Regions from separate parts of the Homo sapiens genome. Here region 1 is linked to region 2. Evidence: chromatin contacts called from ENCODE Hi-C or POLR2A ChIA-PET data. All regions are on one chromosome and are shown on one strand. The core of a region is the stretch at or near the end of the contact, and the rest is flanking DNA. Distances in the headings are between cores, read along the strand shown. Region 1 holds the start of PARP15 (poly(ADP-ribose) polymerase family member 15). Region 2 overlaps ILDR1 (immunoglobulin like domain containing receptor 1).

Region 1 (4,430 bases), core at 1,534-4,033, 580 kb before region 2:
TCAGTGCAAATATTATCAAGGGTAAAAATGTCATTTCATAATGACAAATGAACCAATTCATCAAGAGGAAATAATCCTAAACATTTTATTCCTAATAACAGAGCTTCAAAATATATGAAGCAAAATTGAGAGAACTCCGAGGAGAAAATAAACAAATCCACAATTATAGTTGGAGATTTCATCATCCTCTCTAAATAATTGATAGAACAAGTAGACATAAAATCAGTAAGGACATGAGGACTTGAACAACAACCAACTCCACCTAATTGACATTTATAGAACACTCTATCCAATGAGAGAATGTACTTTGTTTTCAAGTGTGCTTGGAAATTTACCAAGATAGATCATATTGTGTCCATAAGACAAATGTCTCTGTGTGTGTGTGTGCGCGCGTGCATATATATATATATATATATATATATATATATATATACATATAGTTGCTGTTGTTGTTCAGACAGAGTCTTGCTCTGTCACCCAGGCTGGAGTGCAGTGGCGCAATCTCAGCTCACTGCAACCTCTGCCTCCCAGGTTCCAGCAATTCTCCTACCTCAGCCTCTTGAGTAGCTGGGACTACAGGTGTGTGCCACCATGCCTGGCTAATTTTTGTATTTTTAGTAGAGACGAGGTTTCACCATGTTCGCCAGGCTGATCTTGAACTCCTGACCTCAAGTGATCCACCTACCTTGGCCTCCCAAAGTGCTGGGATTACAGGCGTGAGCCACCGCGACCGGCCCTCAATACATAGATTTTAAAGAATTCAAATAATGAAAAATATGTTTTCTGACCACAATGAAATTTAACTATTAATAGAAAGCAGTAGCAAATTAGTGATACCTAAGGCTCCAAAGACTCTCTGCTGAATGATTTCATGTACATGACGTTCTGGAACTACAGGGACCAAAAGATGACCCTAGTGGTTGCCAGGAGCTCATCTTGAGTGAAGAGGTTGAAGACAAAGAAACTGGTAGAAAACTCTTTTATATCTTCATTATACTGGTAAACATTTGTCAAAACTCACAGAAGTATACACTAAAAAGTATGAATTTTCTAAATATAGAAAAGCTGTCTGTAAATTACACCTTAATTTTTAAAATGAAAGAAAACATCAAAGCATACATACACGTAAATAGACAACATAGCGAATGAGTAAACCTCATATATAATATTGAGAAAAAAGAAAAATTGAAATGTTTTATGTGAAGATAACTATAAACCTTCTTTAAAGACACAAAAATAGACTTAAACAATGAAAAGGCATCCTTTGTTTCGCTTCCTTTTCTATGTGCTTCAAAACATTCCTTCATAATGGAGATTTCATTGGTTGTGTCGAGGATCAGTACACAGATATTTCAATTTGTACACTATTCTTAACATACACACACAAAAAAGTTTAAAAAGTCATGTATTGTAATTGTTTTTAAAAGTTATTCTAGTGACTTTCCAGCTTAAAATTTGGAGGCAAATTTTCCTTAAGAGGATATGAAGTACCAGTATCTACAATTGTTGAAAAGCTGTTACATATGTCCCACCAATTCACAATTTAATATCATATACATTACATACTCAAATTTTCAATCTTTCACAGCACAGTAGGTTAGACCATGTCAACACCACCTAAAGATATCAGCTCTCTGTAATTTATTAATTTAATGCAATCCCAATAAAAATTCCAAAGAGCTTTTCTTTTTTTTTTTTAAACTGATCATACATCAGAAAAGTTCATAAGGAAAAATAAACAACAAGAATAGCTAGGAAAATAGTGACAAGGAAGCACTCTCTAGGAAGACTAGCCCTGACATTAAAACATACAGCAAAGCCTCTCTAAAGCAGATGAATAAACGGGTCAATGGATGAAAATAGAAGGTCCAGAAATACCCGAACCACATATGAAAGTCTAGTACATGATAAAGCTGGTATCTCAAGTTACTGGGACAGTGACGACCTTTATAATAAATGGTGTTGGGACACTTGATACCCATTTGAAAAAAAATAATTAGATTCACTCCTCAAACCACACACAATAACACACTCCAAATGTATTATAGATCTAAATGTAAAAAATACATCAGTTCAAGTACTAGAAGCAAGCATGAGTGAACTCTTCTATAACTTGGGTGTAGGGAAGAGTATGACTAAAAGTCATATATTAAAATATGACTAAAAGTCTAGACGTCATAAAATAAAAGACTGGTAAGTCTTGCCACACAAAATTTAAAATATTTGCATGGCAAAGAGAAACAAAAGCCCCCCATAAGCAAACTCAAAAAACAAAAAATAAATTGGGAGGACATATTCATAACACATATCACGAATAAAGGACTCATATCCTTTCAAACTTTATAAAGAACTTTTAAATTTTAAGGGAAAAAAAAAAAAAACCACCAGAAATGCTAAGGAAAAAGAAGCAGCACGCATCCCCCTCTTCCGGAACAGGGAAGTCAGTGTAGTCGGCGCCCCCTAGAAGAGAGGGTTGTGCGTGGCGTGGGGTCTCTGCGCCCGCTCGGGCTGCTGGGTCTTGCGGGCCCCAGGCTCAGCCCTGCTGTCCCCTTCCCGCACCCGTCCCCCGCGCTCCTCACCATACTCCGGGAGGAAGAGCGCCGGGAGGCCTTCCGCGCCCCACGGTTCCCGGCCGGCAGCACGCTCCCCGCCTCCCGATCTCGTCCGGCTCTGGAAGTAACACCTGCAACTCCGTGCATAAGTTCTCTGGGGGTCGGAGCCCCTGGACTCAGAGCAGCGGCAGGAAGGGGGCCTGGCGCAGCCATCCTCAGCTCGCTGGGACTGCAGTTGCGCCCCACCCAACAGGCTTGTGCCTCGAACTTCTTTTCTCTGAAAACCGCTTCCGTCAAAGATTGAGGCCTCGAGTTTGCGAACAGCTGCCTCAGGATTGTGTCGCCCTTTGGGACAGACGTTACTGCCAGACAAATCCTGGGTCAAAATCCTGAGGTCTGCAATTTTATTAGTTATGTAGCCTCAGTCAATAGCATCTGTACAGTGGGCACAGCCATAACTATTTCATGTTATTATAATGAAGATTAAATGAGATAAAGTCTGTAGAATGCCTGGCACATTAAAACACAGGAATCAGTATTCCTTTCCTTTTCTGTTGGGCATCCCACTCCTTTCCCCCCAATTCTCCCTACACACCCATATTTAGAAAAATACACTGGGTTCTCTCCTGTGCTCCCTAAGCCAGGGCTGGAGTCAGGTTCCCCTCTGGCCCAACAGGGCATTATTTAATTCAATCAACGCGTATTGAAGGCCTTTGATATGCCTGGCACTGTGTTAAGATTATAAAGATGAATTAGACACAGATCCCCTCTCTTTGGAGTGAGGGGTGAAGTAGGAGGTGGAGAAATAAAACATAGATTAATACTGTTACCTGGTGTATCACGAAAAGTCCTGGCAGTATACAGATGGTATACTCAAAATTAATAATTGAAGATAATTTAATAAAGAAATTATTTACACAGGTGTGGGCAAAGGGTTAAGGAAACCATTGAGAGATGGTGAAGTAGCCTCCTCCCCTTACCATCTAGGCTGAAGGGGCAAGGGAGGGGGCATCTCCTGAACTTGGTAAGAGCTATACCAAGTGCCAGCAGGTAGAACCCATGACTGCTTTCGGAAGACAGCCAGGGGAGTATAAGCATCCCAAGTACTCTCTCCGTGTGCCTTCCAATCTCGTGCTGGTACCTCCCACTGCAGAACCCAATGAGTAATCAGAGAATGGAGCTGATGTGGTACTTAGAGGTCAGCCCTCAGTACCACCTCCAAGGCAGAGAGCAGGGTAAAAGGTTTTGGTATCGTATTTGCATTGAGATACATATAAAGTATTAGGATAACAGAAATCAGTGGTTCGTTGTAATTTAGAGACAAGATTGGAGAAAAGTTTCTATAGTAGTGGCATTTCAGTAAGACCTTGCATGATGAGTAGGGGACTTTCTAAGAGGAAAATCAGGTGAAGAATGAGAATGAGGTGTGTCTCTCTCTCCCTCTCTCTCTTCAGAGTTCCCTTTTTCATCATCTGTCATGCAGAGAGCAGCGATGGGGGTGGATTACACAGAACAAAGATCACATGAATGAAAGCATAGACTGTGCTTTGGAAAATCTTGTAGTCTGGTGTGACTGAACCCTAGGGACTTGGTGGTGAGGAAGGAGCACAAAGTATGCAAAGTGGCATGAGCAATCGCTAACGGCCATGCTGCTGAGTTTAAACTCTATTTTCTAGGCCAGTGGATCTCTAAATGTAATTCCCAGACCAGCAACATCAGGTTCATTGTGAAGCAGTAACCAGGGTGATAACCCCTAGCACCGCGTTACATTACATCTTACTTTGCCTCACTTCTCTTTTTGTTTGTCCTTGGGCTTGGACCTCCAAAATTATTAATATCTTAATCTTTGCATCAAGCTCTATGTTTTAGATCTGATCA
Region 2 (4,396 bases), core at 919-3,418:
AGCCCTGAAAATGATGCCTGGGGAGGCTAGGTAGCCACATGGAAGGACATTTGCCTGTCCACTCCTCAGGCTGCCTAAAGCATCTCTCAGATAGCTCTGCCTACTGATGGCATTTCCTCTGCAGCCCTGATGTACCTGTGCTTCGATCTTCATTCCTAGCACTGACCTCATTTAGACATAAGGTGGGCTGGAGCGAGTGGTTTAAATAAGCCAGTAAGAGAGAAGGCCACTTGTAAAGGAAAACAAAACTGTTTTTTCCTATTCTCACATGCCACTCGATACTTCTGACACCAAGTGTGTGTGTGTTTTCCCCACACAAAAAGGAATTACTCAGCGCACACCAACTGAATGTCCTATAATTTAACTCAATTCTGATGCTATTTACCTGGAAATAGCACCAGACCCCACAGGTGGAAGGCTTAGTCCCACAAGACTGCCCCCTACTTCAGATGCTAATTGCAGTTGCAACTAGTAGGTTGTCACCTGTGCTTCTGAGCAAATGGCTATAAACTGGGAGTTACAATGACCCTTTCCTCCAGTTCAATTAATTTGCTAGAGCAGTTCACAGAATTTAAGGAAACAGTTTACTTATGTTTACCCACTTATTACAAAGAATATTTAAAAGAATACAAGTGAACAGCCAAATGAAGAGATGTATAGAGCAAGGTATGTGGGAGCGGGGAGGGGCTTCCATGTCCTCTCCAGGTGTGCCACCCTCCCAGGACCTCCGTCTTCAGCAGCCAGGAAGCTCCTTGAACCTAGTCCTTTTGGGTTTTTATGGAGACTTCATTACATAGGCATGATTGATTAAGTCATTGGCTATCAGTGATCAAGTCACCTTCAGCCACTCTCCCCTCTCCAGAGGTCAGGAGGTAGGGATGATTTCTGTTTTTTCTTTTTTTTTTTTTTTCCTCCTTAACTTAATTTTTGGCTGCCATCTCCGTTTTCTGACTCAACCTGTCTGGGGCAGGACCTGAGAATTTTTATTTCTCTGGCAATCAAAATGAGTGACTGAGGCATAAGTCTCAGATCATTGAGGTTTATTGAGCTAGCTTGAGGGCATACCCAGGGAAAAAACATAAGTCACAGATGCATCTGTGGCTGTTTTTTTTTTTCAAAGAGGTTCCCAGGAGGTTTAGTATTTATACATTTTCCTTAAGAAGTGGGAGGCAGCAATGAAACAAATGATTATATACTTGTGAAACTTTAGTTAGTGCCCAGCAAATCTATATTTTACATAAGATAAGGTGAATATTAGAAAAGGGGAAAAGAAGAATTAGACCTTATCTTGCCTTTGTTCTGTACCTGGGAAGATAAACTAGTAATTGACATTATCCACGTGGAGTCTTTTGAAAGGGGTGGTCACTGTGAGAGGGGATATAATGAGGTGAGTCTGACCTCCCATCCCGTCATGGCCATGAACTTAGCTTCCAAGATTTCTCTGGGGTCCCCTTGGCCAAGAGGGGGTCTGTTAGTCATTTGGGGGCTTAGAACTTTATTTGTATTTCTTATCTCAAAAGTTTCCAGGTGATGTGCTGCTGCTGGTAGAGGAGCCACACTTTGAGAATCCTTGAGTTAGGGCAAGGGAAGAGGGAGCAGATGATCTTGCTTTCAATGTGATCTTCCTTTGGACTAACATCTGATCCTTTAAAACAGAGCTATAACAGAATTATGCCCTAAAAAATGTTGGCTACAGAATACATGGTAAAGGCAAAATAATACAAAATTATTCTATAAAGTTATTTTCTTGGTCAAATAGATGGAATAGCACCAACTGCTTTAAATAGAAGGTTTTTAATTTTTTTTGGCTTCTATTTTCAATAACATTTCCTCTTCCAGATGATCTAAATAAAGTACTATATTGTAGGAAATTTGAGAAATTCAGGAAAATGTAATGACTCATCTGAGTACCCAGAGATAACCACCTTTATCAGTTTGATCCATTTGAAAGGAAATTTTTTAAGGGAAAAATAATGAATGACCTATTAAGATAGAAACAAAACCTGATCTACAATGTGAAGAAAGTCGGTGGCCTGAGTCTGGTTTCAGGCCTGTGCTCTGAGGTTGCTGTCTTACAGGAAAAGAGAACTAACTTTTATTGGATGTCTGATGTGTAGTCCCCTTGCATACGTTTCCTCACTGAATCCTCACAACCACCCTAGAAGGCAGAAGTCATCTCTTTTAAAAGATGGGAGACCAAAGGTCAGAAAAGCCCCACAGCTAGGAAGTAGCAGTGGTTTTGCAGAGTTGAATCCATGTTCATCTGACTTGTGAGAGTCTGCATTCCTACAGCAGAGACTGCCACAGCCTCTGTAGGTGGATCACTGTGGGATTGGCTAAGACACCGTAGGAGGGGAAAAGTCGTGGAGGATGCAGCATTGGACTGTGGGGCCCCCTACCTTTCAGGGATCTTAGGGAGGAGGCCATGGAGAAATCACTGTCACTGGAGTAATAATATGCAGGATGAGATAAGAAAAACCCGCCCAAGATGCCTGCTTAGACTCCCTAGGTTCGTGGGGCACTAAAAGCAGGCAAGACTGGGGACAAAGCTAACACAAATGATAAGTGCACCACTTATTAGTAAACTAATAAATGGAGGTTCTGCGGGAGAGTTGTTTCTCCTGAGGGATTAGGTTCATTTTAAAAAACTAGTAAAATCAAGAAATGTAGATTACAAAGATCCCTGAACTTGGGCCGATGAGGTCACTTTCAAAGTGAGTCACTGGGGTAGACTGTCCTGAGAAGTTTGTTGACAAGAAGAATTGCATGGAAGGGCATGAGTTATTAAAGAAAGCTCTTTGGTTAGAGGAGTAAGGAGTTATTGTTGGTGTTTGTAGAATAAGGTAATCCTAAACATGTTTATAAGCAAAGAACCAAGGTTAATATCAAATGAGTAAAGTGAAGCATTAAGAAGTGAGGTCACTGATGAGTGATGAAGCTGGTAGGAGTGGCCTCAGCCCTACAAGGAAAGAACTGGCCTTAGAAAGGGAGCGGAAGGGAAAGGGAAGCAGCCTGGCCTCTGAAGACAGAAAGGAAGTCATTAAAATGTGGAGGATGATTAAGATGTAAGGGAGGAAGCTGAGGGAGCTCACATCTGCCTGACTCGATTTCAGCAAATCAAAATTCTAGATGCAGAAGGAAGCTTCAAGAAACATGTCAGTGATTCTTGAACTTCTTTGATCACATCCCACCTCCCCAACCTGCTCCCACTTTCTAGTGAGAGTTAAAAAAGGATTAGAGAGGAGAAAAATGAAAATAAGACCAAATTTTAGTAACCCTTGATAGTTCACCTAATAGTGGTAAACAGCCCTCTGTAGGACTTAAAGATAGACATTTTTGAAATGGAAACGTATTTTTTCCCTAAGAACTGGAGAAACGGCTTTCATCCCTAGAGCAGTTACTGGCCCTCCTTACTGGAGAACCTCCAGGCATGCCCAGCAGTAGGCCACAGCCACAGTGAGACTCTCTGATCTCTCCTGCCCCATCTCCTTCTGCCTCACAGCTGAGGGAAGTGAAGTCGAGGGAGATTTTTCCACAATTACTTGTTACAGCCTGTTAGCAGTGGGCCCTGGACTAAACCTAGGTTTCTTGGCTCCACGTTCAGGGCTGGTTCCTCTTCATCAATAGAGATGAAGTCATCAGCAGAAAGTTCACAGGCAGGGGAAGACCTAAGAGGTGGGGAATGTTTAACCTGCTGCTATAGAGGAGGGAATGCATGTTTGAGAGGTCAAGAAGGAAAGCCCTATTGGGAGGAGGGCTATTTGAGGTCAATTGCCTGGTTGGGACCCAGAAGCATCTGCTGGTAGTTTCCTAAAGCTAAAATGACAAGAGTTCAAAGGGGCATCAGATTCTAGGAAACACCTGAGGATGTCCCAGAAATGACTGGTCAGTCAAATCAGGGAGGACTGGTAGTTTTGGAGAAAGCAAATAGACTAAGTGACCATAGGTTAAAAGAAGGGCAAGGGCTGGGCATGGTGGCTCATGCCCGTAATCCCAGTACTTTGGGAGGCCGAGGCAGGCAGATCGCCTGAGGTCAGGAGTTCAAAACCAGCCTGGCCAACATGGTGAAACCCTATCTCTACTAAAAATACAAAAATTAACTGAGCATGGTGGTGGGCGCCTGTAATCCCAGCTACTCGGGAGGCTGAGACAGAAGAATCGCTTGAACCCCAGAGGCGAAGGTTGCAGTGAGCCGAGATCGTGCCATTGCACTCCAGCCTGGGTGACATAGCGAGACTCCATCTCAAACAAAACAAAACAACAACAACAAAAAAAACAAAACAAGGGCAAGAATGGGTTCTGTAAGAGTGGAGAGGGGATGGTAAGGAATGGTGACCAAAGGGTTGTTGAGAATCCTCAGCAGTCAATTCCAAGTTGACTCCTACATTATTGGAAC

Evidence for each region. A loop is a pair of places that touch in the nucleus more often than their neighbours do. ChIA-PET counts read pairs that join two places held with the same protein, here RNA polymerase II (POLR2A). Pooled maps may share reads with other maps.
Region 1: a map of B cell shows a loop between it and region 2 (7-fold over the local background). The contact joins the promoter of PARP15 here to the enhancer-like site in region 2. A Hi-C loop is called at or near these places in 1 of 168 maps with a recorded cell type or tissue (B cell), 4 of 37 single-sample maps with no recorded cell type and 4 of 50 pooled maps. POLR2A ChIA-PET finds 5 or more read pairs at or near these places in 1 of 52 experiments (activated T-cell).

What each region holds. Positions count from the first base shown.
Region 1 is chr3:122,576,003-122,580,432 of GRCh38, reverse strand. PARP15 (poly(ADP-ribose) polymerase family member 15) reads right to left here and starts at 2,783. Exons shown (of 12, transcript NM_001113523.3): 1 at 2,580-2,783. The coding sequence starts at 2,765. RefSeq lists a silencer at 2,427-2,476 and enhancers at 2,537-2,816, 4,351-4,400.
Region 2 is chr3:121,996,768-122,001,163 of GRCh38, reverse strand. The region is part of intron 5 of ILDR1 (immunoglobulin like domain containing receptor 1); the gene reads left to right. Among named protein-coding and RNA genes, the nearest start is that of ILDR1, 23 kb to the left of the region's middle. RefSeq lists enhancers at 3,529-3,638, 3,669-3,748. Within about 2 kb of position 2,168, at least 6 of the 41 ENCODE cell types and tissues checked have a DNase peak (open chromatin) inside an H3K27ac peak, as active enhancers do; they include B cell, where a contact is called at or near this core.